2 separate regions of the Mus musculus genome follow, and region 2 is linked to region 1. A link is a loop called in an ENCODE intact Hi-C map of the cell type or tissue named here. Cell type or tissue: left cerebral cortex. All regions are shown on one strand. Links, peaks and the distances in the headings refer to the core of each region. The heading gives the core; the rest is flanking DNA. Region 1 holds the start of Zfp442 (zinc finger protein 442). Region 2 has its middle 9.5 kb from the start of Gm52531.

Evidence for each region. Peaks named below come from ENCODE experiments on the same cell type or tissue, not always from the same donor. Only the 100,000 strongest peaks of a DNase experiment are listed, where the experiment ranks them.
Region 2: a loop joins it to region 1, with 18 times the contacts of the local background. A loop is called at or near these places in 14 of 42 quality-filtered maps.

What each region holds. Positions count from the first base shown.
Region 1 is chr2:150,449,093-150,466,276 of GRCm38, forward strand. Zfp442 (zinc finger protein 442) reads right to left here and starts at 2,409. Exons shown (of 4, transcript NM_001310645.1): 1 at 2,310-2,409. The coding sequence starts at 2,312. In left cerebral cortex, for the core only: no CTCF peak of the experiment used is centred there; no DNase peak of the experiment used is centred there.
Region 2 is chr2:150,200,460-150,213,923 of GRCm38, forward strand. No RefSeq gene overlaps it. Among named protein-coding and RNA genes, the nearest start is that of Gm52531, 9.5 kb to the left of the region's middle. In left cerebral cortex, for the core only: no CTCF peak of the experiment used is centred there; no DNase peak of the experiment used is centred there.

The sequences.
Region 1 (17,184 bases), core at 5,698-13,697:
TATTAATAGCAGGAATCTTTCCCAAAATTAGTCCCTCACAGCCTAGCTTAATGAGGGCTCACCTGTCGCAGATTATATAATAATCCGAGGCAGGCCACTTCAGGATGATCACCTGCTAGTTATTAGCTTGTCCCATTATGGCTCCTGACAAAATATAATTGAAAGAACACATAGGGATAATGATTTTGAAAAGAGCTGGCCCTTCCCTGTTAGAAGGAATGGCATTAGATAGTGTTTGACCTTGTCCCTATGTGCAAAGTTAGCAGCTGAGATCTCTAACCTGACACACAGCCAATAACAAGTGTTTCAAATTTCTGAGCTGACTTAACTGTGTCAACAAGGACTGGAAATATCTATATACATCCCTTAAATGGAAATTCAGTATTCACTTATCTCAGGTTAAATTGTACACCACCAATTTTAAAACACTGTTGTGGTAAAATTCTTCATCTCAAAAATTTAGGAAGTTTCTTCATCAATAGGAAAGCAAGGTCACTGCCTGGGGAGCATGAGACTGGGATCAATGGTGCCTGAGTCAACATAGCTTGTCTTAGAAACACTTCTATTACAGGGAAGAAGATGCAGCTCTCCTAGAATAAGATACCTTCCCCAGGGAGCAATCACTCCACAAACAATTACAAGATTAATTAAGAAAAATTTCTTTAATTGCAGCATATATTCAGCTCTGGCTAATGCTTAGAGAAGAGACAGCCCAGAACAGATTTTACATTCCACATATGCTGTCTCATGTAAGTGTGTCTTAGGTTCCAGCCCTGGGCAATGTTTTAAACAATTTAAATATGGACTAGAGACTGCAAGTCCCACAGATGGGAGACTTACACAGAATAGATATAATCAGAATTATTTCTTAAATAAATCAGTGCCCTGAAACAGCAGGTCATTCATCAGTGACAGGGTTCTGAGATAGAGGAGCCAGAAGATGCGAAGGTTGGAAAAGTTGAAGGGAGAAAGTATCAAAGCTGGGATGGGGATATCTTGGACGGGCTCTGTCTTATGCCACACAGGCTTCTGGAGAATATCAGCCTGTATACTTCTTACAGGGACAAAATGGAACAAAATAGGAGACTTGTGTGAAATCAGCACAAACTACCATGAATGGAAAAAAGACAGGAAGGATCTAATAGAAGAACGTTGTACAAAAGGAACACTGAACCTCTCAAAAACATTCCTGACCAAGCCCACACTGGACTCGGGACTGATAACCATAGCCGCATGTGGTAGGAAGAGTTGGGATCTCAGGGTCTGAAGCAAGCCATCCCCGAAGGCCCTGGAGGCCCTGAAGGCCCTGGCCCCAGACCACCACCCGCTCTCCCAAGCACCATCCTTGCTTTAGAGAAGGAGCTCTATTTTATTCTCAGCACTTCAGGGCCTTAGGGGAAGCCCCTAAGCCTAAGCCCCAGGCTGTCATTGGCTCTGGAGACTGAGAAGGGGCTGGGCCATTCTCCATTCATGAAGGCCTCATAGAAAGCCTCCCTGGACCAGGCCAGTCCTCAGCACAGCAGTGGTTTTCCTTTTCAGTTATCACCAAGTGTAGTCTTGTCCACGTGGCAAAACTATGCTTTGCTCAAGAAGAAAACCGGACCTTTATGGCACACCAGGCCTTAATGTTGGTCGTGACCCTATTTTGCCCCTTAGAGCCACTTGTTAGAGGCCTGTTTTTTGATATCGGGATGGGCCTAATTCATGATTGTAAACCAGATTTGTCTCCTTTGTTATGTTTTGTAGACAGATGTCTGGACAATTCTGGTAAACAAACACATATACTAGCATCCTATTATCCGTGGGGTGTTTTAGAGGCAGTTCCTCCCTCAGCTACATTCTTCTTGGTGTCACTGTAAGTTTTGGTAAATCCTTTACATCATCAATTTTACGCTTCTAAATCACAGCTCAATATTGGAGTGCTACCCAACACACGAGGTGCCTTTTACAGCTTCCACAAAATCAAAGCCAAAGGGATCTTACACTTGCAAACCTACATATTAAAGGGCTAAATGCTAAGGCCAGAACTTCCTGAAGATATCAGAGAAACTAAAGCTCTCCGCGTCTGGCTTCTTGCCAAGGATGTTTCTACACAGAAGCCCTTTCCCCAAATGCTTTGTGCAGATGCAGCCACCCTAGTGAGGTTACTCAGAGGCCACCTCCGGCTCCAGGGAGAGAACAGGACCACAGGGAACCTCACAAGTTGCTGCTTCTGTCTGGCTGTTATTTATCACGGAGCCCCAGGGACGGCCCACGACTCCAGTTCCCTCTGCTCATCCGCCTTTTGTGGGACATGGCCCTGCACTTACCATGTCGGGACTTCTGAGCTTGTCTGAGCCTGCACACAGAACACGCCAAGAAGATACACTCCAGATTGCTCAGCTTCAGAGAGGAGGACCTTGCAGGAAAGCTCCCAGGAAAGCTCCCGGAAAAGCCCGCCTTCTCCTCCGATTACAGGACCGCGTATATGTGCTGATTGGCTAGTGAGTCTTGAGTGACATAAGCACCACCTTTAGGGTTAGAGTGCGCGGAAGGGACAGCGTGGAATAATTCCAGGCACAGGCTTCTAGTCAGAGGCCAGTCCTTTTGCAGATCTGCAGAGCTTTTCATTTCAGTACAACTTGTGTTTGTTTTCCCATCTAAGTCCGGGGACGACCCACAACTCCAGCGTCTGGATGCTGAGCTACCTGCTTCTCCTCTTTGTGGGCAGTGACCCTGTGCTACCTTGTTGCAAAGTTGGAGCTGTCCTAAGTCCCAATCACAGCACCAGTACTTTCCCTTCTTCCTCCTGTAATCTAGGTCCATAACTTGCATAGCCCATTTCTCAACTTACAGTGGAGTTATCCTGTCCCACAAGTGGAAGGGTGCCCAGAGTATTAACTATGAAAGAAAGATATTAGGAAACAAGTGTTTTGTTTTGTGTCTTTTTCAGGGTTCAGGTAAAGTGTGAGTACTTTTCGCCTAACAGTTACCAGTCAACCCTCAGAGCCAAGCAGGAAGCACATGACAAACACTGTGGATCATTCTTGTTAACCAGCTCATCATCCTCAGGGCTTTGGTAAAACAAACAAACAAACAACAAACCCCACAGCTATATTAGTAAAGTTTCTCTAGATAAAGAGAACTGATAGAATCAGTCTATCATGTTGGAAATGGATTTATTAGAATGGCTCAAGAGTTGTTTCGTTCTACTAGCCCAACAGTGGAAAGTTGAAGAATCCAGTAGTGGTTCAGTCCATGTGGTCACATGCCTCAGCTGGTCTTCAGTATATATCAGAATTTTAAAGAAATAAGCTCTAATGCCTGGTTTTTTAAAAATTAATTTGCTAGACAAAGGTAGGGCAAGTAGACAAAGAGAAAGAGGCATCTATCATCTTCAGTGTCCTTTATGTATATAAGCCACCACCATAAGGTGTGGCCTAGATTAAAGATGGATCTGTCAACTCAAATGATTCAGATTATATAAGGGTTTTTCCAATTCAAAAGCTATAATTCAGGGGGGGAAAAAGGCCCACAATAGCCAACTATTTGGTCTTTAGCTAATTCCAGATATATTTAACTCGACTACCAAAATAGCCAGTACAACTATCTAGACAAGGACAGATAGGATTTTTTTTTCTTGTGGCAGGCAAGGAGAGCATGGGAGCCATTTCCAAAGCAATGATTTTCTTATAAAAAAGGAAGCATTGAGACTTTACTTAAAAAAAGGTGGATGCATTCACATAGAGGTTTGCCTACTCCAAAGCTTGCTAAGCTAAATCCTCTTATGAACTTGGTCTCAAGGTAAAAGCAGAGATATTGAATGGCATTCTTAGCTCAAAGTCATGCAGAATTATATGTAAATTATAAAAATGATGGACAGAAATGCCTGTGGGGTGTTCATCTTGAGAACTACAAGATCTGATTAAGAAAATGACACTGTGTAAGTAGATTGCTTAGGAGCCGATGCTACCTGCTAAACATGATATGTGATCTAACCACTAAATGTATCAATGCCACAATTCTCAAATATAGAAAAGAAAAAGAACACAAATGCCAAAATGCCAAGGACCAAACTTGCCTATGTACGGGTTCCTAAGAGTACGGTATTTGAGAGCAGCAGGAAAACAAGCAACTTAAAATCAAATCATGGGTCCAAGCTGGTGGCACTGCTTGCTTGTGCGCTCTCTCTCTCTCTCTCTCTCTCTCTCTGTGTGTGTGTGTGTGTGTGGTGTGTGTGTGGTGTGTGTGGTGTGTGTGTGTGTGTGTGTGTGTGTGTGTGTGTGGTATGTGTGTGTGTGGAGTGTGTGTGTGTGGTGTGTGGTGTGGTGTGTGGTGTGGTGTGTGTGTGTGTGTGTGTGTGTGTGTGTGTGTAGGGGTGTTTCTGCTCTGCACTAGCTTTTTCTTTCTATTCTTAATACTCTCTGGTTTAGACAGGTATTTTTCTGCTCAAGACAGCTCTCTCTGTCTGCTAGTAAAAATTCTATAAGAATTCTTGGACCAACTGGCCTAGTCAAAAAGAAAACTTCCAAAAGTAATTCTTGGGGTTATTAAAATCAGAAAGCAAGTATAGTAGTAGTAGTAGTAATAATAGTAACAATAATAATAATAATAATTCTAAAAGAGCTGTTTTTTCTGGATAGCTGCTAGAAACCATTTTTAAAGAGCTGTGTCAGCTGTCTAAGTAATTCTTTGGGTTTTTGACCTCAGAAATCCCTTTAGAAAAAATTCTTGATGAGCTGTGTTCACTCTCCAGTGATCTTCAGATATCTCACTCTACTGTCACTACAGAAAAATTCTAAAAATGAACTGCTATCATTTCCTGCTAGCTCTTGTCATGCAGACTGAAAACTCAGGTTTTTTTAAAAATCATGTATGAATTTGGATATTTATTCCAGGATCCCTTTTGATTATTCTATGAATCAACACCTGTGACCCCAGTCCCTTGAAACTTAGAAGACAGAAAGTGCATTTTCTAACACTGCAAAAGAATTCAGAGATCCTGCCTGCCTCTGATAGGCACAGATGAAAAATTGGCTGGGTGTGTATGTACTGGAGGGACATAGCATGGTTGAATGCAGTTGAACACTTCAAGATAGGAAAGGCCACTGCTGAAAGTATTTCAGTTGCAAGGGAATCTTGGCATGTTGGTGATTCTTGGACATTGGGAAGGCCATTTATACAATATTTTTGACACTGTTAAGTCAGTGTAAAACACACAGCATGTGCTAGTGAATAGCAATATGAGTTCTCTTACACAAGGAATACAAGATGCTTATTTCCTGGTAGGAAGTACTGCTGGTAAATTCCAGAAGTTATTTAAATTATTTACAAAGAAACATTTGAATGTCATTCTTAGTCTTTTTGTTACAAGGTAAAACATAACCAGGAGCTTAGGTTTAATATATGATCTTGATGAGTAGGTAAGTAAAAGACTAAAACTTAGGACCACAACTAAACTCCACAGACTGACGTATTCATATTTTATGATGCAATGATGACCGGAGGCAGTCTGACAAAGAACTTGGCACAAACCTATTAGTTGCAATCCTTTGGGGGTCAAAAGGCATTTTTACGATGGTTGTCTGCAAATTTGTTGTTTATTTTAGGATTGGGGTCACCACAACATTAAAAAAAACTTGGCATTATCCCTGGTGTAAAAGTATGCACCAGGGTGGTGTCCCCATCCCTCTCAGAGGTGAAGGAGAGTGAGTCTGGGGAGGTACTGCGTATGGCGGGATGGGAGGCAACGATTGGGATGTAAAATGAATTCGATAGATTAATGGAAAAGTATGTTTCTCTTTACCTAAGGTCTCTTCAGACTAACAGAAAATGATTTAAATATATATGTTCAGGCTGGACTAAAACTTATGTTCCTCCTCCCTCTGCCTCCCTCAGCAAATCCTACCAGAATTCACCAAGCAGCTGATGGAAGCAGATGCAGAGACCCACCACAAACTTTAAACGGATCTAGGAGTGTCTTGTGAAGAGGTGGGGAAAAGGATGGAGCCAGCCGGAGGGGTCAAGGATACAACAGGAAGACCTACAGAGTCAAGAAATGTGGGCTGTTGAGGACTCACCGACCAAAGAGCATGCATGGGCTGAAGCTAGGCACCCTGCACTTATGTGGCAAATGTGCAGCTTAGTCTTCATCTGGGTTCCCTAAAAACTGGAGAAGGGTCTGTGTCTGACTCTGTGACCTGGCTTTGGATCCCCTTCCCCTATCTGGGCTACCTGGTCTGGCCTCAATGGGAGAGGATGGGCCTAGTCCTGCAGCAGCTTGGTACCCAGGAGGAGGGAAAAGGTATAAGGGTATGTTATGTTGTTATTGGGTAGAGAGGAGGGGGGCTGAGATCAGAAAAAATGGATAAATAAATAAATAAATAAAACATTTAAGCTCAACATGTGACAAGTTTTGAAAATATAAACTAATATTACCAGACATATATCTGTGTCGCCGAAAAAAAATCATTTCATTAGAATAAATTTCTAAAAATGAAGACTCTGAATTAGAAAATATAAATAAATACATATATCTAATATCTAACCTTCTTGTTTTTACTAGCATAGTAAAGCTATACCTGTTTATTTATTCATTTATTTATTTTGGAAACTGAGTCAAACAAGAACCTGATATGTTGTGTAATCATATATCATTTAAGAATCAAGAAAGTTTCCAGTCTCTATGCTATGGAAAGAGCTTTAATTATGAAATCATCATTTTTTATTTTAAACTATTAAGGATAATTCAGAAATGTAAGTCAATAGTCACTTTATAAATGATCAAATTGTTTAATATGTTAAGAACTGTATTTGTAGTAATGCTAAATATAACAATAAAAAACAAGGTAAGTTTTATTTAGCCATTTGATTTTGTTTGTTTGTTTCAATTATCTTTAATCTTTTTTTATAGTCCAGTTTTTACCCCCTCCCAGTTTGCCCTTCTTACATTTCCTTACCCCATTCCTCCTTCCAGTCTCCAAGAAGATGTACCCAGCCTCCCACCTTCCCCCACCCCACCCCATCCCATTCCACCAGGCCTTCCCATTCCCTGGGGCCTCAAGTCTCTTAGGGGTTAGGTGCCTCTTCTCTCATTGAGGCCAGACCAGACATATATCAGGGGTCTTGTGCCAGCTAGTGTATGCTGTCTGGTTGGTTAGCCTTCTGTTTTATGACCAAACAACTAAAACTAGACAAAGATTATTTAACTCAGATATGCTTTGTAGATACTTACCCTCAAATCTGCCAGACATGTGCTGAATATGACACATAAGATTAAAAGTACTATGACAGACAGAGACTCTCAGATCCTAGTAATGACATCCAAGGTCTCGACAACATAATAGACACAGAAACAATGCATTCTACCTGATTGTGTTAACGTTAAGCAATGGGAAAGACTGTCCCAATGCCTCTCACAGCCCTAGAACATGGCCTAAACTGTGGACAACCAAGACACAAGAGAATTGATTGCCCCACTTTGCATAGACAAGTTGATGTCAGTTCCTCCCATTCTCCTCTATAGGAATGTATACCTCTATATGTATTCCTCTATAGGAATGTATACCTCTATATGTATTCCTCTATAGGAATGTATACCTCTATATGTATTCCTCTATAGGAATGTATACCTCTGGCCCCATTGCAGCGCCGACCCCAGGGACTTGTGATGACTGTCTAGGTAATGGAGTATGGATGACTCTCTGCTATTTGAATTGATACATTCATAGGCCATTATAATTTATCCTTTTTGGGTCTCTGATCACATTAAGAGCTAAACTAACTGTAGCTTTGTCAGTCATGCAACAGCAGACAATCAGCTCTTCCCCCCAAGGCTATAAGCACCTTGTTAGTACATTAGTCCATTAGTTAGTTCATTAATTAATTAAAGCTACTGGGTGTCGGCTTAAGAAAAGGTAAGCAGGTTTGCCTTGCTTTCAGGCTTCATGTTAAAGGATAAACAGTTTTCAGATCTAACTTTTTACTAAAAGAACCCGTTTTACAACACCTATTCTAAATAATAATTACTTATTTATCTGATAAATTATTAAAATTGGTTCAAGTCCATACAAGGTGTCCTGGCTGGTTTTGTGTGTCAACTTGACACGGGCTGGAGTTATCATGGAGAAAGAAACCTCTGTTGAGGTGATGCCTCCACAAGATCCAGCTGTAAGGAACTTTTTCAATTAGTGATCAAGCGGGGAGGGCCAAGCCCACTGTGGGTGGTGCCATCCCTGGACTGGTGGCCCTGGCTTCTATATAAAAGCAAGCTGAGCAAGCCAGGGGAAGCAAGCCAGTAAGCAAGCAGTATTCCTCCATGGCTTCTGCATCCACTCCTGCCTCCGAGTTCCTACCTTTGTGAGTTCCACTCCTGACTTCCTTTGGTGATGAACAGCATATGGAAATGTAAGCTGAATAAACCCTTTCCTCCCCAACTTGCTTCTTGGTCATGATGTTTTGTGAAGGAATAGAAACCCTGACTAAAACAGAGTGTGTGATTATGTGTGTGTGATTCTCTTCTTTTGGGTTTGTTGTGAAATAATTAATTTCTTGTGTTTTCTTGGGTTTAAATGCCCTCCTTGAGTTGGAGTCTTCCTCCTACTATCCTACATATGGCTGGATTAGTAGGAAGATATTGTTTAAATTTTTTTTTCATGGAATATATTGGTTTCTCCATCTATGATAATTGAGAGTTTTGCTGGTAGCATAGCCTGGTCTGGCATCTGTTGTCTCTAAGGGTCTGCATGACTTCTGTCTAAGATCTTCTGATTTTACAGACTCTGTTGAGAATTCTGGTATAATTTTAATAGGTCTGTCTTTATTTTATACTTGACCTATTCATACCCTTACAGCTTTTAATATTTTTTCTGTGCTTTTAGTGTTTAGGTTCTGTAGGTTTCTTGTATGTTTTTGGCCATTTCTTTCTTTAGGTTAGGAAGTTTTCTTCTATGATTTTGTTGAAGGTATTTTCTAGCCCTTTGAACTGGGAATTTTCTCCCTCTTTTATTTCTGTTATTGTTAGATTTGGTCTTTTTGTTAAGATCTTTTTACATTTTGCATTTTCTTTAACTGGTATATGGATATCTTCTATGGTGTCTTCTATACCTGATATTCTCTCTTCCTTTTCTTATATTCCGTCAGTGATGCCTACATATGTAGTCCCTGTGCTCTCTCCTATGTTTTCCATCTCCAGGGTTGCCTCCATTTGTGATTTCTCTATTGTTTCTATTTCCATTTTTAGATCGTGGATAATTTTGGCCAATTCCTTCACCTGTTTGATTATATTTTACTTTATTTCTTTAAGGGATTTATTTATTTCCCCTTTAAAGATCTCAATCATCTTCATAAGATGAGATATAAAGTCAGAATTTTGTTCTTCATGTGTGTTAGGATACCCAGGGCTTGCTGTAGTAGGAGTGCTGGTTTCTGATGATGTCTCATTGTACTGGCTCTTGTTGATTATGTTCCTGTCCTTGCCTTTGGCCATCTGGTTGTCTCTGGTTTTGTCAGTCTGGTAGTCCCTGGGAGTAGGAGTCTTCTGGGACTGTTCTTCCCAGGTCACAGTAGGGTTTGGGGCGTGGGTGTCATACCTGGTTGTTGTGAATGGGAGCAGTCCTCCCAAGAGGCAGGCAGAGCTGTGTCCATGGGAGTGGACTGCAGATCTGAAATTGCAGGTAGAAGTGTGAACTGGAAGATAGGGATCAGGAAGAAAGAGTCAGACCTTATGCCTGCTGGATTGCCAGGGGCCCAGCAGACAGGGGATTGGGCTGTAGATATCTCACCTGGTTGTCTAGGTGTGGGCACGGGCCTCACAGGAGGCAGACAGAGCTGTGGGTTAAGGAGTGGGATGCGGATCCTTGATTGCAGGTAAATGTATGGACCAAAATATGGAACTCAGAAAGGACAAGGCAGACCATAAAACTTCTGGGTCCCCCAGGCCTGAGTACAAACTTGTATTCAGAAAAAGTGAAGGTGAAGTTAGTCCATAGAATGAATCAACTCATGTTTCAAAATGGTGTCTAGTTGCAGACAAAGTGGCTAATCAGAGAAAGATTTGACAAAACGGGATAAGCCCAATTCTCATGAAAAGAGACAGGAAAGAGAAGCTACTTAAGAGAGAGTGAAGAGAAGGGAGGCAGGCAGTTTTACCACAACAGTTATAGAGACTAGTTACAGAGAAAACAATATAGATATACAGAACAAACAGGAGAATGAGAAAAACCCAGGTGATTACAATTGACTGCCACAGTTAGTTTGAGGCTATTCGGATTAATTCAGGAGATGAGAGAAACCAGACTGAATCAGTCAGCTTGGTGAGGAGTTTGAACCAGAAGAGCTGAGTTGAAACAGCCAGCTAGAGACCAGAAAGAAGTAGGAAGGGGTGGGTTTATTCAGCAGAATCTCAGGGGCTGAAGACATTGTAGGCCTAGATTAGATTGCACAGAGGCTAGAAGCTTCTAACTAGGCCAAAGTTACCAGACTGAGGCAGTAAGCCTCTGAGATAACAGTTAGTACAGAAAAATAGAAATTAAATTTATTGGGGTGTATCCTGTGACATCTAATTTGTTTCTTAATTTTACATGATATCACAGCAAAGACATTGTCTGGAGTGTCAGTAGTGATAGTGATATGGAAGTCTCTAGATGGTCCATCCTTTTGTCTCAGCTCCAAACTTTGTCTCTGTAACTCCTTCCATGAGTGATTGTTTCCAATTCTAAGAAGGGGCAAAGTGTCCACACTTTGGTCTTCGTGCTTCTTCAGGTTCATGTGTTTTACAAATTGTATCTTATATCTCGGGTATACTAAGTTTCTGGGCTAATATCCACTTACCAGTGAGTACATATTGTGTGAGTTCTTTTGTGATTGGGTTACCTCACTCAGGATGATGCCCTCCAGGTCCATCCATTTGCCTAGGAATTTCATAAATTCATCCTTTTTAATAGCTGAGTAGTACTCCATTGTGTAAATGTACCACATTTTTGGTATCCATTCCTCTGTTGAGGGGCATCTGGGTTCTTTCCAGCTTCTGGCTATTATAAATAAGGCTGCTAGTGGAGCATGTGTCCTTCTTACCGGTTGGGAAATCTTCAGGATATATGCCCAGGAGAGGTATTGCGGGATCCTCGGTAGTACTATGTCCAATTTTCTGAGGAACCGCCAGACTGATTTCCAAGCTTGAAATCCCACCAACAATGGAGGAATGTTCCTCTTTCTCCACATCCTCACCAGCATCTGCTGTCACCTGAATTTTTGATCTTAGCCATTCTGACTGGTGTGAGATGAAATCTCAGGGTTGTTTTGATTTGCATTTCTCTGATGATTAAAGATGCTGAGAATTTTTTCAGGTGCTTCTCAGCCATTCGGTATTCCGCAGGTGAGAATTCTTTGTTTAGCTCTAAGCCCCATTTTTTAATGGGGTTATTTGATTTTCTGGAGTCCACCTTCTTAAGTTCTTTATATATATTGGATGTTAGTCCCCTATTGGATTTAGGATAGGTAAAGATGCTTTCCCAATCTGTTGGTGGCCTTTTTGTCTTATTGACGGTGTCTTTTGCCTCGCAGAAGCTTTGCAGTTTCATGAGGTCCCATTTGTCAATTCTCGATCTTACAGCACAAGCCATTGCTGTTCTATTCAGGAAATTTTTTTTCCCTGTGTCCATATCACCGAAGCTTTTCCCCACTTTCTCCTCTATAAGTTTCAGTATCTCTGGTTTTATGTGAATTTCCTTGATCCACTTAGATTTGACCTTAGTACAAGGTGATAGGAATGGATCAATTCACATTCTTCTACATGATAACAACCAGTTGTGCCAGCACCATTTGTTGAAAATGCTGTCTTTCTTCCACTGGATGGTTTTAGCTCCCTTGTCGAAGATCAAGTGACCATAGGTGTGTCGGTTCATTTCTGGGTCTTCAATTCTATTCCATTGGTCTACTTGTCTGTCTCTATACCAGTACCATGCCGTTTTTATCACAATTGCTCTGTAGTAAAGCTTTAGGTCAGGCATGGTGATTCCAACAGAGGTTCTTTTATTCTTGAGAAGAGTTTTTGCTATCCTAGGTTTTTTGTTATTCCAGATGAATTTGCAGATTGCTCTTTCTAATTCGTTGAAGAATTGAGTTGGAATTTTGATGGAGATTGCATTGAATCTGTAGATTTCTTTTGGCAAGAGAGCCATTTTTACAATGTTGATCCTGCCAATCCATGAGCATGGGAGATCTTTCCATCTTCTGAGATCTTCTTTAATTTCTTTCTTCAGAGACTTGAAGTTTTTATCATACAGATCTTTCACTTCCTTAGTTAGAGTCACGCCGAGATATTTTATATTATTTGTGAGTATTGAGAAGGGTGTTGTTTCCCTAATTTCTTTCTCAGCCTGTTTATTCTTTGTGTAGAGAAAAGCCATTGGCTTGTTTGAGTTAATTTTATATCCAGCTACTTCACCAAAGCTGTTTATCAGGTTTAGGAGTTCTCTGGTGGAATTTTTAGGGTCACTTATATATACTATCATATCATTTGCAAATAGTGATATTTTGACTTCATCTTTTCCAATTTGTATCCCCTTGATCTCCTTTTGTTGTCGAATTGCTCTGGCTAGGACTTCAAGTACTATTGTGAAGAGGTAGGGAGAATGTGGGCAGCCTTGTCTAGTTCCTGATTTTAGTGGGATTGCTTCCACCTTCTCACCATTTACTTTGATGTTGGCTACTGGTTTGCTGTAGATTGCTTTTATTATGTTTAGGTATGGGCCTTGAATTCCTGATCTTTCCAAGACTTTTATCATGAATGGGTGTTGGATCTTGTCAAATGCTTTCTCAGCATCTAACGAGATGATCATGTGGGTTTGTTGTCTTTGAGTTTGTTTATATAATGGATTACATTGATGTATTTCCCTATATTAAACCAACCCTGCATCCCTGGAATAAAACCTACTTGGTCAGGATGGATGATTGCTTTAATATGTTCTTGTTTTCAGTTAGCGAGAATTATATTGAGTATTTTTGCAATGATATCCATAAGGGAAATTGGTCTGAAGTTCTCTATTTTTGTTGGATCTTTCTGTGGTTTAGGTATCAGAGTAATTGTGGCTTCATAGAATAAGTTGGGTAGAGTACATTCTACTTCTATTTTGTGGAATAGTTTGTGCAGAACTGGAATTAGATATTCTTTGAAGGTCTGATAGAACTCTGCACTAAACCCATCTGGTCCTGGGCTTTTTTTGGCTGGGAGCATATTAATGACTGCTTCTATTTCTTTAGGGGATATGGGACTGTTTAGATCGTTAACTTGATCCTGATTTAACTTTGGTACCTGGTATCTGTCTAGAAATTTGTCCATTTTTTCCAGGTTTTCCAGTTTTGTTGAGTATAGCCTTTTGTAGAAGGATCTGATGGTGTTTTGTAATTCTTCAGGATCTGTCGTTATGTCTCCCTTTTCATTTCTGATTTTGTTAATTTGCTGTCTCTGTGCCCTCTAGTGAGTCTGGCTAAGGGTTTATCTATCTTGTTGATTTTCTCAAAGAACCAGCTCCTCGACTGGTTGATTCTTTGAATAGTTCTTCTTGTTTCCACTTGGTTGATTTCGCCCTTGAGTTTGATTATTTCCTGCTGTCTACTCCTCTTGGGTGAATTTGCTTCCTTTTTTTTCAAGAGCATTTAGATGTGTTGTCAAGCTGCTAGTGTGTGCTCTCTCTAGTTTCTTTTTGGAGGCACTCAGAGCTATGAGTTTCCCTCTTAGAAATGCTTTCATTGTGTCCCATAGGGTTGGGTATGTTGTGGCTTCATTTTCATTAAACTCTAAAAAAGTCTTTAATTTCTTTCTTTATTCCTTCCTTGACCAAGGTATCATTGAGAAGAGTGTTGTTCAGTTTCCACGTGGATGTTGGCTTTCCATTATTTATGTTGTTATTGAAGATCAGCCTTAGTCCATGGTGGTCTGATAGGGTGCATGGGAAAATTTCAATATTTTTGTATCTCTTGAGGCCTGTTTTGTGACCAATTATATGGTCAATTTTGGAGAAGGTCCCGTGAGGTGCTGAGAAGAAGGTATAGCCTTTTTTTTTTTTTAAGGATAAAATGGTCTGTAGACATCTGCTAGATCCATTTGTTTCATAACTTCTGTTAGTTTCACTGTGTCCCTGTTTAGTTTCTGTTTCCACAATCTGTACTTTGATGAAAGTGGGGTGTTGAAGTCTCCCACTATTATTGTGTGAGGTGCAATATGTGCTTTGAGATTTACTAAAGTTTCTTTAATGAATGTAGCTTCCCTTGTATTTGGAGCATAGATATTCAGAATTGAGAGTTCCTCTTGGAGGATTTTACCTTTGATGAGAACGAAGTGCCCCTCCTTGTCTTTTTTGATGACTTTGGGTTGGAAGTCAATCTTATCAGATATTAGGATGGCTACTCCAGCTTGTTTCTTCATACCATTTGCTTGGAAAATTGTTTTCCAACTTTTTACTCAGAGGTAGTGTCTGTCTTTGTCCCTGAGGTAGGTTTCCTGTATGCAGCAAAATTTTGGGTCCTGTTTATGTAGCCAGTCTGTTAGTCTATGTCTTTTTTGGGGGGAATTGAGTTCATTGATATTAAGAGATGTTAAGGAAAAGTAATTGTTGCTTCCTTTTATTTTTGTTGTTAGAGCTGGGATTTTGTTCTTGTGGCTATCTTTCTAGGTTTGTTGAAGGATTATTTTCTTGCCTTTTCTAGGGCATAATTTTCCTCCTTGTGTTTGCGTTTTCCCTTTATTATCCTTTGAAGGGCTGGATTCGTGTAAAGAGATTGTGTGACTTTGGTTTTGTCATAGAATACCTTGGTTTCTCCATCTATGGTAATTTAGAGTTTTGCTGGGTATAGTATTCTGGGCTGGCATTTGTGTTCTCTTAGGGTTTTATACCCTCTGTCCAGGATCTTCTGACTTTCCGTCTCTGATGAGAAGTCAGGTGTAATTCTAATAGGTTTGCCTTTATATGTTACTTGACCTTATTTCCTTATTGCTTTTAATATTCTATCTTTATTTAGTGCATTTGTATTCTGATTATTATATGTAGCAGGGAGTTTCTTTTCTGCTCCAGTCTATTTGGAGTCCTGTAGGCTTCTTGTATGTTCATGAGCATCTTTTTCTTTAGGTTAGGGGTGTTTTATTCTTTAATTTTGTTTAAGATATGTACTGGATCTTTAAGTTGAAAATCTTCATTCTCATGTTCTCCTATTATCCATAGGATTGGTCTTCTCATTGTGTCCTGGATTTCCTGGATGTTTTTAGTTAGGGTCTTTTCGAATTTTGCATTTTCTTTGATTGTTGTCCATGTTCTCTATGGAATTTTCTGCACCTGAGATTCTCTCTTCCATCTCTTGTATTCTGTTGCTGATGCTCCATCCATGGTTCCTGATTCCTTTCCTAGTGTTTCTATATCCAGAGTTGTCTCCCTTTGGGTTTTCTTTATTGTTTCTACTTCCATTTTTACATCCTGGATGGTTTTGTTCAATTCCATCACCTGTTTGGTAGTGTTTTCCTATAACTCTCTAAGGGATTTTTGTGTTTCCTCTTTAAAGGCTTCTAGCTGTTTACCTATGTTTTCCTTTATTTCCCTCTTAAAGTCCTCCATCATCATCATGAGAAGTGACTTTAGATCCATGTCTTGTTTTCCTGGTGTGATGGAGTATCCAGGACTTGCTATGGTGGGAAAGTTTGGTTCTGATGATGCCAAGAAACCTTGGTTTCTGTTGCTTCTGTTCTTAATCTTGCCTCCTGCAATTTGATTATCTCAAGTGATTGCTGCCCTCAATATATCTGATTGGAGCCTGTCCTTCCTATAATCCCAGTTGATTAAGGACTCCTCAGAGTCCAGCTTTTTCTGTGATCCTTTGATTGTGGGCTCCTGTGAACCTGAGATTCTGGGTGTGTCAGAGTTTTTGGCAGTCAAACTTCCTCTGAGACCCTGAAATACTGGTGTGACCCAGCTCCTATTATCCTGGGATCCTGTTGTCCTAAGATCCTGGGCGTGTTACAGTGCCTGGAAGTGGTGTCTCCTTTGAGGACCATAAAGCTGTCTGGTCAGTGATCCCAAGATCTGGTGAAGTGTACTTTGGGGACTGTGGCGGTGTTTGCCAATTCCACGCCCAAGGTGACTCGGTGCTGGTGCCAACTGGAAAAGACTTGTGCCCCTGGTCAAGCCAGTTTTCTACTCCCCTTCTGCTGTCTCAGGTCCTGCACGATTGGATTGGAACAGTTGTTGTGTTCCACTCACCAGTGATCCTAAGATCTCGAGGAGAGTCCTCTGGGGACCTTGGGGGTGTCTGCGGACTCCATGCCCTAGGTGACCCGGTGCTGGCGCTGACCGGAAGGGAGAAGCTTTACTTTTAATAGCCAGAAACTGGAAACCATCCAGATGTCCTTCAGCAGGAGAACGGGTGAAAAAAAATGTAATTTATACAATGGAATACTATTCAATTATTAAAACAAGGAAAAATAATGGATCGAACCATAAAAAATCAGATAGACCAGTGAAGTAACCTAGACTCAGGACATGCATAGTTATGTACTTAATTATATGTGGATTTTAGCCACAAATTATAGGATTTCCATGATACAATCCACAGAGCAAAGAAGCTAAATCACAAGTTCACAAGGAAGGATGCTTGACTCTCACTTAGAAGAGGAAATACCAGTCTTCAGAGGTGAATGGAGGCAGGGAACTGTGTGGCAGGTGGGAAGGTGAGGGGAATGCTGGGGGATAATGTGTGGGAAGAGAGGGTGGAGAGCTGCAGCTCTAGCTATAGGGGAGGACATCTGTAGGATATGCCAGAGACCAGGAATGGGGGAGGCCCCAGGGAATCTAGGAGGGTGACTGTAGCTGAGATTTGGTCCTAGCAGTGGGTGATATGGAGCCTGAAGTGACTCCCTCCTATAGCCAAGAAAGAACCCCAGTGAAGAAACGATGATCCCAACTCACCTACAAAACCTTCTTGCCCTACAGGAGATGTACAGACAAAGAAGACTGGGAGTCTGAGTGCATGACCAATGACTTTACACCCATAGCATTAATAAGAACCAAACCCTGACAATATTAATGATACTCTGCCATGCTTACACACCAGAGCCTAACCTAACTTTCCTCTTAGAGCCTCCAGACATCAGCTATCCAAATCTGAAGTTGAGACTGACCCCCCAAACATTGGAGGAAGCTCCAAAAGTCTTGTGGAGGA
Region 2 (13,464 bases), core at 4,800-12,799, 250 kb before region 1:
TCCAACACAAGGAGGAAAATCATGTCCTAGAAAAAGCAAGAAAGTAATCCTTCAACAAACCTAGAAAGATAGCCACAAGAACAGAATCCCAGCTCTAACAACAAAAATAACAGGAAGCAACAATTACTTTTCCTTAACATCTCTTAATAACAATGAACTCAATTCCCCCCCAAAAAAAAGACATAGACTAACAGACTGGCTACATAAACAGGACCCAACATTTTGCTGCATACAGGAAACCTACCTCAGGGACAAAGAGACACTACCTCTGAGTAAAAAGTTGGAAAACAATTTTCCAAGCAAATGGTCCCAAGAAAAAAGCTGGAGTAGCCATTCTAATATTGAATAAAATCGACTTCCAACCTAAAGTTATCAAAAAAGACGAGGAGGGGCACTTCATACTCCTCAAAGGGAAAATCATCCAGGAGGAACTCTCCATTCTGGATATGCTCCAAATGCAAGGGCATCCACATTCACTAAGGAAGCTTTAGTAAAGCTCAAAGCACACAGTGTACCTCATACAATAATAGTGGGAGGCTTCAACACCCCACTCTCATCAATGGACAGATCCTGGAAACAGAAACTAAACAGAGACACATTGAAACTAACATAAGTTTTGAAACAAATGGATTTAACAGATAACTACAAAACATTTTATCCTAAAACAAAAGGATATACCTTCTTCTCAGCACCTCATGGTACCTTCTCCAAAAAAAAAAAAAAAAAACATAATTGGTCACAAAAAAGATCTCAAGAGATACAAAAATATTGAAATTATCCCATGCATCCTATCAGATCACCACAGATTAAGGCAGATCTTCAATAACAGCATAAATAATAGAAAGCCAAAATTCACGTGGAAGCTGAACAACAGTCTACTCAATGATACCTTGGTCAAGGAAGAAATAAAGAAAGAAATTAAAGACTTTTTAGAGTTTAATGAAAATGAAGCCACAACATACCCGAACTGAAGGAACACGATGAAAGCATTCCTAATAGAAAAACTCATAGCTCTGAGTGCCACCAAAAAGAAACTAGAGAGCATACACTAGCAGCTTGACAGCACACCTAAAAGCTCTAGAACAAATGGAAGCAAATTCACCAAGGGGAGTACACTGAGGAAATAATCAAACTTAGGGCTGAAATCAACCAAGTGGAAACAAAAAGAACTATAGAAACAATCAACCAAGCCAGGAGCTGGTTCTTTTAGAAAATCAACAAGGTAGATAAACCCTTAGTCAGACTATCTAAAGGGCAAACGTAGTATCCTAACTAATAAAATCAGAAATTACAAAGGGAGACATAACAACAGAACCTGAGGAAATCTAAAGCAACATCAGATATTAATACAAAAAGCTATACTTAATGAAACTGGAAAACCTAGATGAAATGGACAATTTTCTAGACAAATACCAGATATCAAAGTTAAATCAGGATCAGATTAACAATTTGAAAAGCCCCATATCCCCTAAAGAAAAAGAAGCAGTCATTAATAGTCTCCCAAACAATAAAAGCCCAGGACCAGATTTAGTGGGTTTAGTGCAGAGTTCTATCAGAACTTCAAAGAAGACCTAATTCCAATTCTCCTCAAACTATTTCACAAAATAGGAACAGAAGGTACTCTACCCAATTCATTCTATGAAGCCACAATTACTCTGATACCTAAACCACACAAAGACCCAACAAAAAAGAGAACTTCAGACCAATTTCCCTTATGAATATCAATGCAAAAAAACTCAATAAAATTATCTCAAACTGAATCAAAGAACACATCAAAATAATCATCATGATCAAGTAGGCTTCATCCCAGGGATGCAGGGATCGTTTAATATATGGAAATACATCCACGTAATCCACTATGTAAACAAACTCAAAGACAAAATTCACATGATCATCTAGTTAGATGCTGAGAAAGCATTTGACAAAATGCAACACCCATTCATGATAAAAGTCATGGAAAGATCAGGAATTCAAGGCCCATACCTAAACATAATAAAAGCAATCTACAGCAAACCAGTAGCCAACATCAAACTAAATGGTGAGAAACTGGAAGCAATCCCACTAAAATCAGGGACTAGACAAGGCTGCCCACTTTCTCCCAGCCTAATCAATATAGTACTTGAAGTCCTAGCCAGAGTAATTAGCAACAAAAGGAGGTCAAGGGGATACAAATTGGAAAGGAAGAAGTCAAAATATCACTATTTGCAGGTGATATGATAGTATATATAAGTGACCCTAAAAATTCCACCAGAGAACTCCTAAACCTGATAAACAGCTTCAGTGCAGTAGCTGGATATAAAATTAACTCAAACAAATCAGTGGCCTTTCTCTACACAAAGGATAAACAGGCTGAGAAAGAAATTAGGGAAACAACACCCTTCACGATAGTCACAAATAATATAAAATACCTTGGTGTGACTCTAACTAAGGAAGTAGAACATCTGTATGATAACTTCATGTCTCTGAAGAAAGAAATCAAAGAAGATCTCAGAAGATATGAAGATCTCCCATGCTCATGGATTGGCAGGATTAATATAGCAAAAATGGCCATCTTGCTGAAAGCTATCTACCTATTCAATGCAATCCCTGTCAAAATTTCAACTTAATTTTTCATAGATTTAGAAAGAGCAATTTCCAAATTCATCTGGAATAACAGAAAACCCAGGACAGTGAAAACTGTTCTTAATGATAAAAGAACTTCTGGGGGAGTCACCATTCCTGATCTCAAGCTGTACTACAGAGCAATTGTGATTAAAAACTGCATGGTATTGGTACAGTGACAGACAGGTAGATCAATGCAATAGAATTAAAGACCCAGAAATGAATCCACACACCTATGGTCACTTGATCTTTGTCAAAGCAGCTAAAACCATCCAGTGGAAAGAAGACAGCATTTTCAACAAATGGTGCTGGCTCACTGGCAGTTAGCAGGTAGAAGAAGGCTAATTGATCCATTCTTATCTCCTTGTAAAAAGTTCACGTCCAATTGGGTCAAGGACCTTCTCATAAAACCAGATACACTGAATCTAATAGAATAGAAAGTGGGGAAGAGCGTCAAATATATGGGCACTGGGGAAATTTTCCTGAATGGAACACCAATGACTTTGTCCTGTAAGATCAAGAATCAACAAATGGAACCTCATAAAATTGCAAAGCTTCTGTATGGCAAAGGACACTGTCAATAAGGCATAAAGGCAACCAACAGATTGGGAAAAGATCTTCACCAATCCTACATCCAATATAGAGCTAATATTCAATATATACAAAGAACTCAAGAAGTTAGACTCCAGAGAAACAAATAACACTAGCAATAATGGAGTACAGAGCTAAACAAAGAATTCTCATCTGAGGAATGCCAAATGACTGAGAAGCACCTAAAGAAATGTTCAACTTCCTTAGTCATCAGAGAAATGCAAATCAAAGCAACCCTGAGATTCCAACTCATACCAGTCAGAATGGCTAAGATCAAAATCTCAGGTGACAGCAGATGCTGGCAAGGATGTGGAGAAAGAGGAACACTCCTCCATTGTTAGTGGGATTGCAAGTGGTACAACCACTCTGAAAATCAGCTTTGCAGTTCCTCAGAAAATTGGACATATTGCTTACTTGAGGACCCAGCAATACCACTCCTAGGCATATACCCAGAAGATGCTCTAACATGTAATAAGAACATATGTTCCAGTATGTTCATAGCAGCCTTATTTATAATAGCCAGAAGCTGGAAAGAGCCTAGATGTCCCTCAACATAGGAATAGATACTGAAAATGTGGTACATTTACAATCAAGTATTACTCCGTTATTAAAAACAATGAATAAATGCAATTCATAGGCAAATGGAAGGATCTGGAGGATCTCATCCTGAGTGAGGTAACCGAATCACAAAAGAACACACACGATATGCACTCACTGATAAGTGGATATTAGTCCAGAAGCCCAGAAGCTTGGAATACCCAAGATACTATTCACAAACCACATGAAAAGAAGGAAGACCAGAGTGTGGATACTTTGATACATCTTAGAAGGGGGGAACAAACCACCCATGGAAGGAGTTACAGAGACAAAGTGTGGAGTAGAGACTGAAGAAATGATCATCCAGAGACTGACTCATCTGGGGATCCATCCCATATACAATCACCAAACCTAGACACTGTTGTGAATGTCAACAAGATTTTGCTGACAGGAGCCTGCTATAGCTGTCACCTGAGAGGCTCTGCCAGTGCCTGACAAATATAGAAGAGGATGCTCACAGTCATCCATTAGACAGAACACAGGTTCCCCAGTGAAGGAACTAGAGCAACACCTGAGGAGCTGAAGGGGTTTGCAGCCCCATAGAAGGAACAACAATATGAACTTCCCAGTACGCCCAGAGTACCCAGGGACTAAACCACAACCCAAAGAGCACACATGGTGGGGCTCATGGCTCCAGCTGCATATGCAGCAGAGGATGGCCTAGCCGGACATCAATGAGGAGAAAGGCCCTTTGTCCTATGAATGTTCTGTCTCAGTTTGGGGGAATGCCAGGGCCAGGAAGCAGGAGTGTGTGGGTTTGTGAAAGGGGGAGGGGGGAGGCCTTTAGAGAGAGGAGGGAGGCTTTAGGGGGAGGGGGGCCTTTAGGAGGAGAGTGTTTTTCAGAGGGAAACCAGGAAAGGTGATAATATTTGAAATGTAAATAAAGAAAATAGCCAATAAAAAAGGAAATTACATGAAATTCAATTGTCATAAATTGTCATTTGTGAAATGTTATTAAAATATGGCCAGGTTAACTTGCAAAACAAAATGGGGTACTGAGCTAATCAGAATTTTCAATGGAGGAATCTCAAATGGCCAAGAAATACCTAAAGAACTGTTTAACATTCTGCGTCATCAGAGAAATGCAAATCAAACCAAAGGCACAGTAAAATGGGAAAATGTCTCTTAAAATCTTTTCCTTGCTTACTAAGTTTTCTTCTCCTTCCCCTCCCCCTCCCCCCTCCCTCCTCCTCCTCCTCGTCCTCCTTCTTCTTGTCTTTCTCTTCTTTGAGTGTATGTTAATGGTTCATGGGTTTTCCTCAAATGACAATGGTCTTTTTGCCTCTACACCCCAAGTCCTGTGATTTAAGGACTTGTGTACTACCATGCACAGGCTGAAAAATAAATCTAATGCTGCAAGTTGTCTTTTTGTTATTGTGGTTTTAGTCATTATTTAATGTATATATATATATATATAGTTGTTTTGCCTGTAAGTATGTCTGTGTATCCAGTTCATACTTGGTGGTAAGGAAAGCAGAAAGAAGATACCAGATTCCATGGAACTGGAATTACAGATTGCTTGAACCACCATATTTGGAGTGGAATGGATCTTTTAGGCTCAAAAAGAGTCTGCGGGGCTCTTATATTTGAGTTATTTCTTCAGCTCTTGTTTTCTACTTTAAACTATGTTTTCTGTCTAAGGGAGCCTGGATCACAAGGGGATCAGACTCTTCTTCATTATTATGGAGTAGTGTAGCCTCCCTCAGCCTTGAAGCCGGCTGATCCAGACTTTGACCTTGCTGCCACTAAGGAGATTACCTAGGGTAGAGCCGGCTCACCTTCATGGCTCTATTTGCTCTTCTCCAAGACTCTGCTTCCTGCTGAAAGGTTCTTGAGACATTCCGGAAACACACCCTGCAGATCACCTATGGGCTGGCTCCAGGCACCAAGAATGGGCTGGCAGGGAGATGGGCCTACCCTCTTTATAAGCACTGACTCTCAGTAAACTTCAGAGGCTTTGAACAGAAAGGTTTGTCTTGGCCTCGTTCTTTTCTCACACTCTGATCTCTTTCAGCCCCAGCCCACCTTTCAGGGGAACCCAGTTCACGTGGCCACAGGAGGCTACAGAGTAGAATCTCCCTCAAGTGTGATAATTGGTTTCACTAAGGCCATAGAACCCACAGGTTCAGACATTTAAATGCTGTTGAGACTATTGTAGACCATGGGGACTTTTGAAGTTGGACTGAATGCATTTTTGCACTCTGACATGGCTAAAGTCAATGGGCAGGGCAGAGAATGGAATATAGTGGTTTGAATAAGATTATTCACAAGTTCCCATAACATCTACCATTTTCAAAATTGACTATCTATCATGTTAGTATATTCTGTAGAGTTTATGAACTCTCTAACTGCATAAATAATTTCCAGTTCGATGTTAACCCTGAAACTATATAGATGCAACCAAAAAAAATTGACTCATCGTGTTGTATTCATATATCTGTGCACAGTTATTCATAAAACTGTATATAGAAAATTGACAAGGAAGAGGGCTGAGTAGGGAACTTGTGAAAAAATGGATGAATGGCAAGAAAGAAGGAAAGTGGAGAAGTTATATTTGAAATGAAATTGAATTAAAATAAAATGAAAATTAGAGGGCCTAGATCAGGGGTTCTTAACCAGACAGTCACAACTGCTTTGGTGGTGGTATAAAACTTTTGTGAGGTTATCATATCACATACTCTGCATAGTATATATTTATATAACAATTGATAACAGCAGGAAAATTACACTTATGAAGTAGCAATGAAGTAATTTTTATGGCTGGTGATCAACAAAACATGAGAAACTGTATTAAAATGTTGAAGCATTAGGAAGAATCTCTGGCTTTGGGAAATAGCTCAGTGTTTAAGGTCTTGTGGGGGGGGGGGGTGACCCAGAGGACCTAGGTTCTATTGTCAGCATTCATATGTTGGCTAACAAGTGGCTATAACAAGTGGTTCTACAGAATCTGATGTTCTCTTCTGAACTGTTCAGGTAGTGAGCACAACACATTTAAGTAACCATTAAATACATAAAATGAACTTTAAAAGAAGGAACAATAATGTCAAAGCCCATGGGAACACAGCAGCCAAGGCTAGCTGAAATGAATTCTTTTTAGTCCTGCATGGAAGCAAGTGTGGCCTTCTTTTGAACCGAAGTGCTCAGAGGGAGAAACAGCTATATTCTTTGGTTAGAACATCTCAGAGTAGCTGTTCGTCTAACCACATCATCCACAGGGCTGATAAGTGATTTTTCCTTAATGTTTTATCTATTTGTGTCCTCTGTCCTTTTTGGTCTTGAGAATTGAGGCATTGATACATGTATCTTTTAGATAATACATCATATTTAATAACATTAGATACTTAGCCATTACATTTCACAGTATCATTTACTTGATTTTTCAGCTACGAACTTATGACACAAGATGAACATAACAGAAGTATTTCTGTTCAACAATTTTATATTTTACAAAGATTTCTGCATGACTTTGAGCTAACAATGCTCATATACGTCTCTGTTTTTACATTTTGATCATGATCAGAAGGGATCTTCAGCATGCTTAGGAATCTTTGGAAATGATTACTGTCTTCTCCTAGCTTGCTACAAATAAGAAATGTTTCTCATCGATCCGGTATCAGCACATGTGATGGCTATTCTTCATTGTCAACTTAAATTCATCTGGAAATAATGAAAGCTCATTCATCTGGGTACACCTGTAAGGGATTTTTCTTAATGAAATTATATGACGTGGGAAAGCCCATCGTTAATCTTGTTCTTTTGAGGTGGGACAATCCACCTTTAAATTGGGCTTTACCTGTTAGTGGTCTAAATACAAAACATGGAAGAAGGAAGTTCTTGTTCTTTTTCTGTTTACCCAAGCACTCTCTAGTACGCTCGTTCCTTTAATGGTATTAGATTAAAGTTCTCAGAATTCCTGCTTATATAGCTGATACATCCAGCCTTGAGGACTGTACAGCTACTTGGGGCTTGGTTAAGTGAGGGAAGACAGCACAGTCAGCTTTTGGAGGACAGGCATGAAGGACTGTGAATTGCAAGTCTCTGCAGAACTGAACCTAATCAGTTTCTGGGGTGGAAGCCAGGGTAGGTAAGGACTGTGCTGTGTGTCTTTAGTACTTTGAGGCCTAAAGCAAGCTGTACTTGTCACTCAGGACTTAATAGCCAATCATGGCATCCAACTATGCCCACCAGCTTGAAGAATAGAGGGCTCTTCTAGCTTCCAAGTTGTAGGCTTGCTCCACCATTCATGTAGGAGCATGTGAAGCACTCTAAAACCACTGCTGTGATCTGTGAGGGGAGTGTGTGTGAGTCCATTTAGCTCAGACGACCTCACGTAGTGAGCTAGGAGGTGCTTTCCAGAGATATGAAGGAGTGGGGAAGCAACAAGAAGCCAGGTACAGTATCCAGGTGTTACTCAAGTGGTGTTTGCATCTACCTGGGTCAGGGCACTGGCCTCTTAACGACTTTGTTCTGCAAACTGAGTTTCCTCTAGCATGGGGTGAAGTGCCTGTGCCTAAAGACATATTTGTCATTTGCAATCATTGTTCAATGTGCTTTAAACATAGCTGTGTAAGTCAGTTTGCCAAACTCAGAGGTGAAATTTCTCTAGTGTCTTCAAGAGGTTCTGCACATGCATTCATCAATGAGGTTTAGGATCTATTTGGGAATAATTTTATTGCACACCCTCTGGATGATTCCTGGGAAGCAGAGGATCTCCGAGTTCAAGTCTACCATGATCTTGAGACATATTTTTTGGACAACTAGGATTACCCTGAAAAACTTTGTCTTGAAAATAAAATAAAATAAAACGAAACAAATCAAAACAACAAAACAAAACAAAAAGAAAGAAGGGAAGGAAGGAAGGAAGGAAGGACGGACAGAAGGAAGAGATAGTAAGAAAGAAAGAAAGAAAGAGAAAGGAAGGAAGGAAGGGAAAGAGAGAAAGAGAGAGAAAGGAAGGAGAGAAGGGAGAGAGAAAGAAAGAAAGAAAATCTTTCAGGCTAGGAAAATGTCTTAGCAGTAAAATGCAATTTCTTCTACTTCATCTTAGTTTATTTAGGGGTAGTTTGTAAAGCATGACAGGTGAAATCATGACAATAGGACAAGGAAACTGATTGATCAGTTTCAACCACAGGAATTTAGACAAAAAATTGAGAATGAGGTGAGGATATAGATGCTAACATCCCATCTCCAGTGAGAATGTTCCCCCACAAGACTCCTCTTCCTAGGGCTTCCAAAAGTACCTCAAAGAAAGTTACCAATAAGATACATGCATTTAAATGTATTATCCTATCTGGGAGAATTTACTTTCAGTCAACTGCATCCTCATCCAACTCACTATAGGTTTATGCTCAATGCATTTAGTCTAACCTCAAAGATCCCCATTTTTTGTAATAGCGCCAATAATGGTCAAATATTGAAAGTTTCTACTGACACTCCAGACAATGTCTTTGCTGTGATATCATGTAAAATTAAGAAACAAATTAGATGTCACAGGATACACCCCAATAAATTTAATTTCTATTTTTCTGTACTAACTGTTATCTCAGAGCTTACTGCCTCAGTCTGGTAACTTAGGCCTAGTTAGAAGCTTCTAGCCTCTGTGCAATCTAACCTAGGACTACAATGTTTTCAGCCCCTGAGATTCTGCTGAATAAACTTACCCCTTCCTACTTCTTTCTGGTCTCTAGCTGGCTGTTTCAACTCAGCTCTTCTGGTTCAAAGTCCTCACCAAGTTGACTGATTCAGTCTGGTTTCTCTCATCTCCTGAATTAGTCGGAATAGCCTCAGACTAACTGTGGCAGTCAATTGTAATCACCTGGGTTTTTCTCATTCTCTTGTTTGTTCTATATATATATATTGTTTTCTCTGTAACTAGTCTCTATAACTGTTGTGGTAAAACTGCCTGCCTCCCTTCTCTTCACTCTCTCTTAAGTAGCTTCTCTTTCCTGTCTCTTTTCATGAGAATTGGGCTTATCCCGTTTTGTCAAATCTTTCTCTGATTAGCCACTTTGTCTGCAATTAGACACCATTTTGAAACATGAGTTGATTCATTCTATGGACTAACTTCACCTTCACTTTTTCTGAATACAAGTTTGTACTCCTGGGGACCCAGAAGTTTTATGGTCTGCCTTGTCCTTTCTGAGTTCCATATTCTAGTCCATACATTTACCTGCAATCAAGGATCCGCATCCCACTCCTCAACCCACAGCTCTGTCTGCCTCCTGTGAGGCCCATGCCTACACCTAGACAACCAGGTGAGATATCTACAGCCCAATCCCCTGCCTGCTGGGCCCCTGGCAATCCAGCAGGCATAAGGTCTGACTCTTTCTTCCTGATCCCTATCTTCCAGTTCACACTTCTACCTGCAATTTCAGATCTGCAGTCCACTCCCATGGACACAGCTCTGCCTGCCTCTTGGGAGGACTGCTCCCATTCACAACAACCAGGTATGACACCCACGCCCCAAACCCTACTGTGACCTGGGAAGAACAGTCCCAGAAGACTCCTACTCCCAGGGACTACCAGACTGACAAAACCAGAGACAACTAGATGGCTAAAGGCAAGGACAGGAACATAATCAACAAGAGCCAGTACAATGAGACATCATCAGAAACCAGCACTCCTACTACAGCAAGCCCTGGGTATCCTAACACACATGAAGAACAAAATTCTAACTTTATATCTCATCTTATGAAGATGATTGAGGTCTTTAAAGGGGAAATAAATAAATCCCTTAAAGAAATAAAGTAAAATATAATCAAACAGGTGAAGGAATTGGCCAAAATTATCCAAGATCTAAAAATGGAAATAGAAACAATAGAGAAATCACAAATGGAGGCAACCCTGGAGATGGAAAACATAGAAGAGAGTACAGAAACTACATATGTAGGCATCACTGACGGAATATAAGAAAAGGAAGAGAGAATATCAGGTGTAGAAAACACCATAGAAGATATCCATATACCAGTTAAAGAAAATGCAAAATGTAAAAAGATCTTAACAAAATGACCAAATCTAACAATAACAGAAATAAAAGAGGGAGAAAATTCCCAGTTCAAAGAGCTAGAAAATACCTTCAACAAAATCATAGAAGAAAACTTCCTAACCTAAAGGAAGAAAGGGCCAAAAACACACAAGAAACCTACAGAACCTAAACACTAAAAGCACAGAAAAAATATTAAAAGCTGTAAGGGTATGAATAGGCCAAGTATAAAATAAAGACAGACCTATTAAAATTATACCAGAATTCTTAACAGAGTCTGTAAAATCAGAAGATCCTAGACAGAAGTCATGCAGACCCTTAGAGACAACAGATGCCAGACCAGGCTATGCTACCAGCAAAACTCTCAATTGTCATAGATGGAGAAACCAATATATTCCATGAAAAAAAAAAACAAATTTAAACAATATCTTCCTACTAATCCAGCCATATGTAGGATAGTAGGAGGAAGACTCCAACTCAAGTAGGGCATTTAAACCCAAGAAAACACAAGAAATTAATTATTTCACAACAAACCCAAAAGAAGAGAATCACACACACATAATCACACACTCTGTTTTAGTCAGGGTTTCTATTCCTGCACAAAACATCATGACCAAGAAGCAAGTTGGGGAGGAAAGGGTTTATTCAGCTTACATTTCTATACGCTGTTCATCACCAAAGGAAGTCAGGACTGGAACTCACAAAGGTAGGAACTCGGAGGCAGGAGTGGATGCAGAAGCCATGGAGGAATACTGCTTGCTTACTGGCTTGCTTCCCCTGGCTTGCTCAGCTTGCTTTTATATAGAAGCCAGGGCCACCAGTCCAGGGATGGCACCACCCACAGTGGGCTTGGCCCTCCCCGCTTGATCACTAATTGAAAAAGTACCTTACAGCTGGATCTCGTGGAGGCATCACCTCAACAGAGGCTTCTTTCTCCATGATAACTCCAGCCTGTGTCAAGTTGACACACAAAACCAGCCAGGACACCTTGTATGGACTTGAACCAATTTTAATAATTTATCAGATAAATAAGTAATTATTATTGAAAATAGGCATTGTAAAATGGGTTCTTTTAGTAAAAAGTTAGATCTGAAAACTGTTTATCCTTTAACATGAAGCCTGAAAGCAAGGCAAACCTGCTTACCTTTTCTTAAACCGACACCCAGTAGCTTTAATTAATTAATGAACTAACTAATGGACTAATGTAATAACAAGGTGCTTATAGCCTTGGGGGGAAGAGCTGATTGTCTGCTGTTGCATGACTGATAAAGCTACAGATAGTTTAGCTCTTAATGTGATCAGAGACCCAAAAAGGATAAATTATAATGGCCTATGTATGTATCAATTCAAATAGCAGAGACTCATCCATACTCCATTACCTAGACAGTCATCCCAAGTCCCTGGGGTCTGTGCTGCAATGGGGCCAGAGGTATACATTCCTATAGAGGAGAATGGGAGGAACTGACATCAACTTGTCTATGCAAAGTGGGGCAATCAATTCTCTTGTGTCTTGGTTGTCCACAGTTTAGGCCATGTTCTAGGGCTGTGAGAGGCATTGGGCCAGTCTTTCCCATTGCTTAACATTAACACAATCAGGTAGAATGCATTGTTTCTGTGTCTATTATGTTGTCGAGACCTTGGATGTCATTACTAGGATCTGAGAGTCTCTGTCTGTCATAGTACTTTTAATCTTATGTGTCATATTCAGCACATGTCTGGCAGATTTGAGGGTAAGTATCTACAAAGCATATCTGAGTTAAATAGTCTTTGTCTAGTTTTAGTTGTTTGGTCATAAAACAGAAGGCTAACCAACCAGGCAGCATACACTAGCTGGCACAAGACCCCTGATATATGTCTGGTCTGGCCTCAATGAGAGAAGAGGCACCTAACCCCTAAGAGACTTGAGGCCCCAGGGAATGGGAAGGCCTGGTGGAATGGGATGGGGTGGGGTGGGGGAAGGTGGGAGGCTGGGTACATCTTCTTGGAGACTGGAAGGAGGAATGGGGTAAGGAAATGTAAGAAGGGCAAACTGGGAGGGAGTAAAAACTGGATTATAAAAAAGATTAAAGATAATTAAAACAAACAAACAAAATCAAATGGCTAAATAAAACTTACCTTGTTTTTTATTGTTATATTTAGCATTACTACAAATACAGTTCTTAACATATTAAACAATTTGATCATTTATAAAGTGACTATTGACTTACATTTCTGAATTATCCTTAATAGTTTAAAATAAAAAAATGATGATTTCATAATTAAAGCTCTTTCCATAGCATAGAGACTGGAAACTTTCTTGATTCTTAAATGATATATGATTACACAACATATCAGGTTCTTGTTTGACTCAGTTTCCAAAATAAGTAAATGAATAAATAAACAGGTATAGCTTTACTATGCTAGTAAAAACAAGAAGGTTAGATATTAGATATATGTATTTATTTATATTTTCTAATTCAGAGTCTTCATTTTTAGAAATTTATTCTAATGAAATGATTTTTTTTTTTCGGCAACACAGATATACGTCTGGTAATATTAGTTTATATTTTCAAAACTTGTCACATGTTGAACTTAAATGTTTTATTTATTTATTTATCCACTTTTTTCTGATCTCAGCCCCCCTCCTCTCTACCCAATAACAACATAACATACCCTTATACCTTTTCCCTCCTCGTGGGTACCAAGCTGCTGCA